2 separate regions of the Homo sapiens genome follow, and region 1 is linked to region 2. A link is a loop called in an ENCODE intact Hi-C map of the cell type or tissue named here. Cell type or tissue: heart right ventricle. All regions are shown on one strand. Each heading gives the region's core, and the rest is flanking DNA. Links, peaks and the distances in the headings are about the cores only. Region 1 holds the start of LOC101929643 (a long non-coding RNA gene). Region 2 overlaps LOC100996549 (a long non-coding RNA gene).

The links. A loop is a pair of places that touch in the nucleus more often than their neighbours do. Peaks named below come from ENCODE experiments on the same cell type or tissue, not always from the same donor. Only the 100,000 strongest peaks of a DNase experiment are listed, where the experiment ranks them.
Region 1: a loop joins it to region 2, with 4 times the contacts of the local background. A loop is called at or near these places in 26 of 110 quality-filtered maps.

What each region holds. Positions count from the first base shown.
Region 1 is chr2:9,562,524-9,567,897 of GRCh38, reverse strand. It overlaps LOC101929643 (a long non-coding RNA gene), which reads right to left and starts at 2,816. Exons shown (of 3, transcript XR_922777.3): 1 at 2,188-2,816. In heart right ventricle, for the core only: no CTCF peak of the experiment used is centred there; a DNase peak (open chromatin) is centred at 2,297; H3K4me3 peaks cover 817 bases; H3K27ac peaks cover 1,590 bases.
Region 2 is chr2:9,758,887-9,764,260 of GRCh38, reverse strand. It overlaps LOC100996549 (a long non-coding RNA gene), which reads left to right. Exons shown (of 3, transcript XR_241267.4): 3 at 4,962-5,374. Among named protein-coding and RNA genes, the nearest start is that of TAF1B, 82 kb to the left of the region's middle. RefSeq lists an enhancer at 307-601. In heart right ventricle, for the core only: no CTCF peak of the experiment used is centred there; a DNase peak (open chromatin) is centred at 2,510; H3K27ac peaks cover 4,735 bases.

The DNA of each region.
Region 1 (5,374 bases), core at 88-5,087, 200 kb after region 2:
TAATTTTTTTGTATTTTTAGTAGAGACAGGGTTTCACTGTGTTAGCCAGGATGGTCTTGATCTCCTGACCTCGTGATCTGCCCACCTCGGCCTCCCAAAGTGCTGGGATTACAGGTGTGAGCTACCGCGCCCGGCCCTGAAGTTTTTAATGGATGTATGCTTTCAAATTATTTATTGAACAAAGCAGAATGTAAATAATCAATATATAACTAGATAGATATGATGAGCAAACATTGCAGGCTGCCCATGATACCAATAATGAGCCAACGTTGTGATTCTGCACTAACTTACTTGTCTTTCAGAGTAAGCCAATAAATAAATGGTAATGTTCCCCCAACGTAACCTCTTTATATTCTGGTTCTTCAAGGTGATCAGTCCTTTGGAAGCAAAGCACAGAACTGCGTAGTGACCACACATATCAGAATTAGGGAACTTCTGACTCACACCTGTAATCCCAGCACTTTGGGAGGCTGAGGCCAGAGGACTGCTTGAGCCCAGGAGTTCAAGACCAGTCTGCGCAACATGGCAAAACCTCATGGTGGCATGTGCCTGTAGTCCCTGCTACTCTGTGGGCTGAGGTGGGAGGATCGCTTGAGCGCAGGAGGTCGAGGCTGCAGTAAACCATGTTCATACCACTGCATTCCAGCCTGGGCAACAAAGTGAGACCCTGTCTCAGAAAACAAAACAAAACAGAATTAGAGGACTTCTAAGCTCTATATTAAGCAGAGAGGCACACTGGCTGGGCAGTTCTTACTCGTTTTGCATACATAATCTGAACAGTATGGAAGCAAGAGTGCTTTTTTCTGTAGTCCAGGTTTTAAGATGTTTTCATAAGCAGATCTCATTGATCAGGATCCTAGAGCCTGCCCTCTGGGCTCCCAGTCGGAGTGCCACTGTTAGCTTGTAGCCTGTAAACTCTGGGGACATTTTTCACAATAGCTGCAATGTGAATGCCACCGTCCTCAAGGCAGGGGGTCTAGAGTAGCAGGTTAGCAGGTTCTTTTTTTTTTTTTTTTTTTTGAGATAGGGTTGCATTCTGTCACCCAGGATGGAGTGCAGTGGCACGATCTCAGCTCACTGCAGCCTCGACCTCTCAGGCTCAAGTGATCCTCCTGCCTCAGCCTCCTGAGTAGCTGTGACCACAGGCATCCACCACCACGCCCAGATTTTTGTAGATAAAAAATCTACAAAAATTTTTTTATTTTTTGTAGAGACAGGGTCTCACTATGTCTGGTCTTGAACTCCTGGGGTTAAGTGACCCTCCTGCCTCGGCCTCTCAAAGTACTGGGATTATAGTCATGAGCCACTGTGTCCAGCCCAGATTCTTTTTTTTTCTTTCTTTTTTTTTTTGAGACGGAGTCTTGGTCTGTCTGTTGTCCAGGCTGGAGTGCAGTGGTGCAATCTTGGTTCACTGCAACTTTTGCCTCCCGGGTTCAAGCGATTCTCCTGCCTCAGCCTCCCGAGCAGCTGGGGTTACAGGCACATGACACCACATCCAGTTAATTTTTTTTTTTTTTTTTGAGAAGGGGTTTTGCTCTTGTTGCCCAGGCTGGAGTACAATGGCGCCATCTCAGCTCACTGCAACCTCTGCTTCCCGGGTTCATGTGATTCTCCTGCCTCAGCCTCCTGAGTAGCTGAGATTATAGGCATGTGGCATCACGCCCTGCTCATTTTGTATTTTTAGTAGAGACAGGGTTTCTCCATGTTAGGCTGGTCTCGAACTCCCAACCTCAGGTGATCTGCCTGCCTCGGCCTCCCAAAGTGTTGAGATTACAGGCGTGAGCCACTGTGCCCAGCCAATTTTTGTATTTTTAGTACAGACAGTTTCACCTTGTTAGCCAGGTTGGTCTTGAACTTCTGACCTCAAGTGATACACCCACCTTGGCCTCCCAGAGTACTGGGATTATAGGTGTGAGCCACCGTGCCCGGCCCTGGCCCTGGACCTGGCCCCGTTTCTTAACAACCTGATAACCTCCTCTTTTTCCTAAGCGAGGTGGGTAAATGATCCATTCTTGTATAAGGATGGGTTTACCTGTCATCAGGCAGGACTCGCCAAGCCTAAATTTGTTTCTTGACTTAATAAACTTATTGAGCATTAACTATGGGCGGGGCACAACTCCACTGGGTTCCAACCAACATCTCTCTGGAAAATTACTGAGCAGTTTCAAAGATATAAAAGCCACTTACCCCAAGATCCTGACACTTTCCGTTTAGGGCCTTGATTACCCAGGGCTTTGCTGCTTTTCTTTCAGTCTCTCGCCGTGTGATCTCTTGGTCATCTTATGACTCACAAGAGGCTCCCTGCCAATGGGCAGGACCAGGGAGAGGAGAGAAGGAAAGCAGGCCAGGCACACAGCTACTTATTAGTAGCCTTGGCAAAGTGAGTGAGGAGGTTAAATTGCTGGGCTAGGTTGAAAATTGGGAATTACTTGTGGATTTTATTGTTTTCCCTCTAGCAAGGATAAACTGAAATTTGCCAAAAAGCAAAGAACAAATCATTCAAAACTGTTAACGAGTTACTATATTTTCCTGGGACAGATTCATAAAATAAGGTTCTTTAAATGGAGTCAGTCCAATACCAAGCTTTCTCTTGACAGTATGTCTGGCCCAGGACAAGGAGGACTTTACCCCAGGCTAAGAACAGAAGCAAAGAACATGGGGAGAGAGGAGCAGCATACATTTGGGTCCAAACCTACTGTGACTTGGTCTCAAGTCTTCATGGAGAAAACTGGATCAGGTGAAGAAGAAGAATTAAATCAGGCCAGGCACAGTGGCTCATGCCTGTGATCCCAGCACTTTAGGAGGCCAAGGCGGGAGGATTGCTTGAGCCCAGGAGTTTGAGAACAACCTGGGCAACAAGGCAAGACCCTATCTCTATAAAAAAATTAAAAAATTGGCTGGGTGCAGTGGCTCACGCCTGTAATCCCAGCACTTTGGGAGGCTGAGGTGGGTGGATCACCTGAGGTCGGGAGTTTGAGACCAACTTGGCCAACATGGTGAAACCCCATCTCTACTAAAAAAAAATATATATATATATACACACACAAAAATTAGCTGGATGTGGTGGTGCGCCTGTAATCCCAGCTACTCAGGAGGCTGAGGCAGGAGAATGGGGTGAACCTGGGAGGCAGAGGCTGCAGTGAGCTGAGATCACGCCACTGCACTCCAGCCTGGGCAACAGGGCGAGACTCCATCTCAAAAAAAAAAAAATTAGCTGGGCCTGGTAGCACGTGCCTGTGGTTACAGCTACTCAGGAGGCTGAGGTGGGAGGATCACTGAGCTCGGGAGGTCGAGGCTGCAGTGAGCCATGTTCACACCACTGCACTCCAGCCTGGGTGACAGAGCTAGACCCTGTCTCAAAAACAAAAAAGAATAATGATTAAATCACAAGAGATTTACTATCAGAACTCAGAAGTAGCCAGGAATAGAAAAAGATGTAATTTTACAGTCTCCCTGCTCTCTGCTGGTTACCTGACTCCATCACCCTATGTAAGAATGGCTTTGAAGGACCAAATATTTGCATAATTGACAGCTTGATTTTGGACTCTGGCCTCCAGAACTGTGACAAAATAAATGGGATCTTTAAAAGACTAAGACTACTAAAAAATGGTGCAGACCTGCAATCTACAAATCAGAATGTTCAGATGCCAGTGAGTAGAACGTTCAGATGCCAGTGAAGGATGCTTAGGTTTTTCATAGCTGGATACATAGAGCAAGGATATTCCAGGCAAGAGGAATTTCAGGAGAAAAGGCAGAAGGGCAGAAGGGGAGGTAACCTTAGGCTGTGTTCCATAAGCATTGTAATATTTTCTTAGCGCTGCTGTGATAAGTTGTCACAAACTGGATAGCTTAAAATAAGATAAATGGCCAGGTGCGGTGGCTCCACCTGTAATCCTAGCACTTTGGGAGGCCGCAGTGGGGTAGATTGCTTAAGCTCAGGAGCTTGAGACTAGCCTGGGCAACATGGGAAACCTTGTCTCTACCAAAACTAAAAAAACTACCCAGGCGTGGTGGCTGGCATGTGCCTGTAGTCCCTGCTACTCAGGAGGCTGAGGTGGGGGTATTGCTGGAGCCCAGGAAATCGAGGCTGCAGTGAGCCGAGATGGCGCCACTGCACTCCAGCCTGGGTGACAGAGCGAGAGAACCTGTCTCAAAAAAACAAAACAAACAAACCAAAAAATAAAAAATAAAAATAAATAAAATAAAAACCAAGAGAAATTTATTCTCTCCGTTCTAGAGGCCAGAAGTCCAAAATCAGGGTGTCTGCAGGGCCATGCTCCCTCTGAAGGCCCAGGGGAAGAGTCTTTTCCTTGCCTCTTCCTGGCTTCTGGTGTCGTGGCGCTCTTTGGTGTTCAGTTTGTAGGTGTATAACTCTAATCTCTGCATCCATCATCTCACGGTGCTCTCTCTGTGTGTCTCTGTGTCACTTCTCTTCTTACAGGGACATCAGTCATTGGATTTAGGGCCCAGCCTAATCCAGTATGACCTCATCTTAACTTGATTACATCTGCAAAGACCCTGTTTCCAAATAAGATCACATTCATAATACCAGGGGTTAGGACTTGAACTTATTTTCTTGGGCAGGGGAGACACAATTCTGCCGCTATAAGCATTAAATTGTCTAATTTATTTAGATGAGGGAAATTGTGAGGTATCTGGCTGTATGTCAGATAATGATATTTGTTTCATAAATAACTGTTAACTGCCTTAGGCAGAACACTTATTTGATATGGAAGGTAGTAGGGTCCTCACCTTTACGAACTTGTGCTTTGGTAGAAAATACCAAAATACCATCAAGAAGCAACAATGCAAGATAAAATGAAGGACGGGCTATAAAAGAACCAAGAAAAAGCCCATGGATAGGAGACATTTAGCTGGTGTTATGGAAGACAGGTAGAGGTACTGGTGGAGAGGAAGCAGAGGTAAGAAAGTCACTTCAGGTATTATGGGAATGATAGGGACTAGTTCAAAGGAGAGAGAGTGAGGGATTGAGCTGGACAGTTTCCTTTAACACCACTAAGTATATTAACTATTGCTTCTGCAGAGTTTTTGTTTTTTTTTTTTTAAGTGTAGTAGCAGTGTCTCAGCTCACTGCGACCTCTGCCTTCCAGGTTCAAGTGATTCTCCTGCCTCAGCCTCCCAAGTAGCTTGGATTACAGGCACATGCTGCCACGCCTGGCTGATTTTTGTATTTTTAGTAGAGACGGGGTTTCACCATGTTGCCCAGGATGGTCTTGAACTCCTGACCTCAGGTGATCCACCTGCCTCAGCCTCCCAAAGTGCTAGGATTACAGGCGTGAGCCACCGTGCCCAGCCGAGAATGAAATATTTAAAATAGCTTTATTTGACCTAAAGAGTATAACAGTAATGTGAC
Region 2 (5,374 bases), core at 77-5,076:
CTGACCCCTCTTCTACATTCTGTTTGTTTATCAAGACCTTCCAGGTGCATGAGCTGTGCCATTTGTTACATTCACGGGCTGGCTGCCAGTGCTTAGATTTATCATGCCTTGAAAGTGGACCATTTAAAATGTTTTCTGACAAAACCCTATGCAGACAGGGGTAGGTAAGAAGAAGCTTCCAGGGAAGCATTGCTGGGCAATCTTGAATCTTGATTACTTTGTCCAAACAATGTATTACCCTTTCCAGTTCTGTGTCTTTTGCCAATTTGTTGAGTGGTCTGCATGCTACACCTTCATCTTGGCTATCAGCAAAAATGTTGAATAGAACAGAGTTGAGGAGAGATCTTCTACCCCTCACTTAACATTTCCTACCAGGGGGACATGTGTCTGCTAAGTAAACCATTTGATAATGATTAGTCAGACTACAGAGCCCTGCTTAGCTGGCGATAATACAGCCATAATGACACAGGGCAGTGTGGAAATGACGTGGCACTATGGAAAATGCTTAGCATGTAGCAACGGAAAAAAGTGGCATACAAAATTAAATCATGAATATACAGGGGAAAAAAGAGAGGCTAGAAATATTTTTAAAAGACAGGTAACATGAACTATATTTAGGTAGCACAGCAGGCAGAATTCTGAAAGAGGGCTGCTTATGGGTTTTGGCCAGCCTGGATGAGATAACCTTGACTCCAGCTGGCAGGACGAGCCGCCTGTGCAGAGATCTGTCTCTTACAGCACCTGCAGGGATTCGCTGGGAATAACTGCACGCAAGCCCAGGAGGAGGCATAGGTAGAGTTAACATGGCCATGAATGTGTACAAGGTGCTAGGAATGGAATAGAGTGAGTTTGGTTATTAATTCCTGCAATTCCCTTCCAAAGCACCAAAGGCAAGGCAGCCAGTGTGGTAAAGGGAGTATTTTCCATCCTGTCTGCAGCCCTGTGCTGCTCAGCCAAATCTCGCTGACCCCTTCCCTGGGGTGTTTCATTCTCCTCATGTCCAGGGCCCTAGCGAGCCCACAGGGTCTGTCTGTGTGACTTAGAGAAGGATGCCCCTTCTGGACAGACGCAACACCATGGGCACACAGTGTGGTGAGCGGCAGGCATGCTGGAATCTAGCCCTCGCTCACCTTTCAGCTGGATGTCCTTGCACAGTGGACAACATGCACAACCGTATGTGCTGGCCCTGCCCATGTACCACACGATCTGCTCAGAAAACCTGGAAAATGCCTGATCCTGGCACAAAGCACAGCCCTTTAGTCCCAGTTCTTCGCCAGGTGATTTCCTCCAGGCCTTAGTCTTCCCGGACAAGGCCTTAGGCTTTAACAGTGGGGAAGGCCTTCTGGTGCTGCAGCCCCTGGGCGACTGCTCTCTGGGGTGAGGGCCCAGCCAGCAAGCCCATGACCATAGGACTGAGGACATCCCTTCCCCTGTACCCACCTTAGTCACCTCCCACCCGGCACTAGTGGGTCCTCACCAATTTTATTTGAATTGAGCCTAGTTCATTCTGGAGGTTGAGACTAAACATCCTTATTGAGCAGGTGTCTTGGAGACCCCCGAAGGCCACAGGCTTATTTTTGCCCCAAGAGTGCAGTAAGATCCTAAAATTGAAGTGATCTTTCTTGCCCTCCTAGACTGACTAAAAGTCCTGGTGGAGACAGGCTGAGGAGTCCTGCACTTACGTCTGAATGTTCTGTTAGTTGGGTTTTCACATTCAGAGTACACTGTGGAGATAATCACCTTCTAGCTTTCTGGAAACTTCCTAGGTTTACTCCCTGGTGCATTGCTCCTCCAAGTTATAATTCTAGAAACTCATTCCTTTGCCTTTGGCAATAATAACCCAGATCCCGGGACTCCAAATGGAAAAGAACAGGCTGCATTTCCAGACTTCTGGTGTGGAGGGGGAAGCCAGACAGAATCATTCTGGCTGTGAGCTGCAGCGGTGCTGTCCATGCCAGGCCAAATGCATCAATCCCTAATGATGACTTGAAGCGTTATTAGGATCCAGGTGACCTCGTCATCACAATCCTCTCTGAGCGGTAAAACTGGAAAAAAAAAATAAGGCAGATTGTGCTTGGGACTAGGGAGCCCCTGAGACGAGTTACACCCAGCACTTCCAATGTCTGGGAGCCCCCAGGAAGCACCCTTTGGAGAAAGCGTAAGTCAGTTCCCTAAAAGGAACTAAAGATGTGTTCCATCCCACTGTGCAAACCAAATTAATGCTGCATGCTGAAGGCCTTCCTTGCCAAGATAGAGGTGGATTTCTATTAGTCACTGAGGGCCATTTGCCTGGATGCAAATGGCCTTGCTGAGCTGGTGCGATGTCCAGCTGGGGGTTTTGGGGAGCAGTCAGCCCCGTGCATGTGTATTTAATAGTCATCAGGGCTTTCTCTTTTGGCTTCGAGGCTAAGCTTATTATCCAAGGAACAAATGGAATATGAAGGCTGCCTCAGCACCGCCAGAGCCCATTAGGAGATGTGCTATGAAGCAAAGGCGGCGCGTTGACAGGGCTGCAGAGAAAGAACTTGGAAGCAGAGGCAGGAAAGGGAGGGCGGCTTCCGTCCCAGCATCCCTGAAATGGCTTGCTGTGAGTTCAGCAAGCCACACTGACACCACGCACCTTCCCCGTGCCTGGAGCTCATCTGCAAACAGATTATCTTGCAGACAGAACCTCCAAAGGGCCCTGTCATCCTACAGCACATCGTCATTCTCACTCAGAAGCAGGGGACGTGGGGCCTTTTGTCTAACACTCAACAACATAAACGTCTGTTTTCTGTTTTTCTCCCCTCTACTCTTTAGACAATAAACAAGAACCATCTGACATTTTTCTTAGCTTGTATATTTCAAACTCAATCCACCTTAAGCATCCTACCTGACCCTCCCCAACCCTCCTTCCCTCCCGTGTTCTCTTTCCCTTTGGAGTCCTTACAAACTCTCCCTCTAGTTCGATGGTTCAGAGAAGACTGAGAGCTGGGCCTGGGCCTTGAAAACTTCCCAGTGGTTTTCTACTGCACTCACACCCTCAGGCACCTGGTGGGGTAGATCCCACCTTTTCGATGTCCCCTTCTCTCCACCGCGGCCACCTACTCAGACCACTTGCGCTTTGCACCTGGAGCATGACAGTAGTCTCCTAACTGTCCCTGACCACAAGCCACACCCTCTGCCATCTTTCCTCTGTTTGCTGCCAGAATGATGTTTCTGAAATACACAAGAGACCTTGTGGCTATCTTTCTCCCTCCCTCTCTCTACCCCTGCTTTCCTCCCGCCTCTACCCTCCTCTACTCCCTCTTTCTACCCCTGCTTTCCTCCCGCCTCTACCCTCCTCTAGTCCTTCTTTCTACCCCTGCTTTCCTCCCGCCTCTACCCTCCTCTACTTTCTAAGCATCTGCTATGACCAGCCATTGTTCTAGGTTTACAGATCTACAGGGTGGGGCAAGAAGACATCATATCCTCTGTCTTTTGGAGATCATAGAAACATTTGCTCTGGGGAAATGCTAAGTAGCAACCTACACCATTAATTGTTTAAAAACGACTGTGACTCAGTGCCAGGAAGAAGACTTTGTAAAAGGTAATGTGAAAATGTTTTCCCTGCTCAGAATCTTCCAGTGGGATGAACATGATGTGTCAATGCAAGCTTATTATTGTAACAAATGTACAACTCTGGTGGGGGCAGGGGCTCTATGGGAACTCTCTGTACCTTCTGCTCAATTTTGCTGTAAACCTAAAACTGCTCTTTATAAAAGGTCTTCTTTTTTTAAGTCTCCCAGTGGCTCAGCATACAAAACCCATGACAGAGGGCTGGGCTGAGCTTTTCCCACATCCACTGTGTTCCCTAAGGTCCGTCTCCGCAAACCACTCCTTGTTTGAGTACCCAATGCTCCCGTGCCCCAGTTCCTTCAACAGCCTCTCTCTACTTCCTGCATCTTCTTTTCCTTCCCTTGGCTACCTTCTCCTTTGAGAAACTCAGATGTCACCTCCTCCAAGAAGCCCTCCCTGATATAACCAGGCTGGATTAGGTGCCTCCCCTCTGTGCTCCCAGACCTCCCTCTGCCTGTCACTGTCATTGCATCACCTTGTAACTGTACATATCTGCCACTGCCACCAACTCCCACTGAACTAAGAGTGCCCTTAAATAGGGACAAACAGAATCTTTTAGCATAGTTACTGAAACACATGTAGGCTTCAGTAAATGAATGGATGCAAAATAAAGCTAATAGTATCTGGTTAGAAAAATAGATATCTTTGAGTTTTTACTAAAGTTCTAGGGATTGCAAGAATGAGCTTCCTGCCTACCTTTGCCTCTAACAGCAATGCTGCAGTTGAACCTGACAACCTGTTACCATGATGTAGAGAAGCCAATGCAACAGAAGAGAGTAATGTTTAATCTAGTCTTTGTGACTTGGCTCTCGTATCACTAAAAATTGTATTTGTGATAAGTAAATAAGAGTCATTAAACATCAAATGCAATTTAAGTGCTCCGGAAGGCATGCTCCTGGGTTTCAAAACCTCTGTGGATGTAAAGAACCCCCTAGAATAGGAGTTGGACAGTCCTGGGCTCCTGGTCAACTCCCACACTCAGTCCTTAAGGTGGAGGTCACATTGTGCTCCCTCACAGGTGGTCCAATGAGACCATGTGGGTGGAAGCACTTTGTAAACATAGGGGCTCAACAAATGCTAAATGTCACTCATGAAATTGCATCCTAAAGCAAATAAATAAGCACACTTCTTTTGTCTAAATAGCTATGTGTAGCCTTGGAGTTCTGGCTAGGGAGTCACCCAACCCCTGGTTTTGCCCCTTGTGGCAACATCTGAGATGCTGGATACAAAGTTGGATACAAAGCAGGGTGGGGTCTGTTCTGTAAAGAGCTACAGGCAGCTGAGGGCTCAGAACGGTGGACACTGTTGGAGAGACCAGAGAGGTGAAGTGAGGAGACTCCCTTCCTTCTTTCTTTCTTTTCCAGAACCCACATTGACCAGAGACTTTGCAGCCAGCTCACCCCTCCAAATCCCCGCCCTGGAGTCCCTGACCCAGGAATTTCTGCATCAGGCTGCTCAAACCTGAATTTGACAAAATTTCAAAGCGCTGTATCTTTATGTTGATAAGACAACGGATAAAGTGCCATACTTGGAACCTAGATCACTCAATGTTGCCTGTAGCTGAGTCCACTTCTGTCACTCACCCTGCATTGCCCTGCCAGGAGCAAGGGAGAGAAAGCCAGCCAGAAGGCATGGGCATGGGCTCAAATCTGGCTTCTCCTGTGGCCACTGTGAAAGTTGATCATACAAAGGTCACTGTTGTCATAGCCAAGCAGAGTTATGAGACCACAGGAAAAAGCACTTGGACCACGTAACATTGCTCCAAGAGTATAACTGT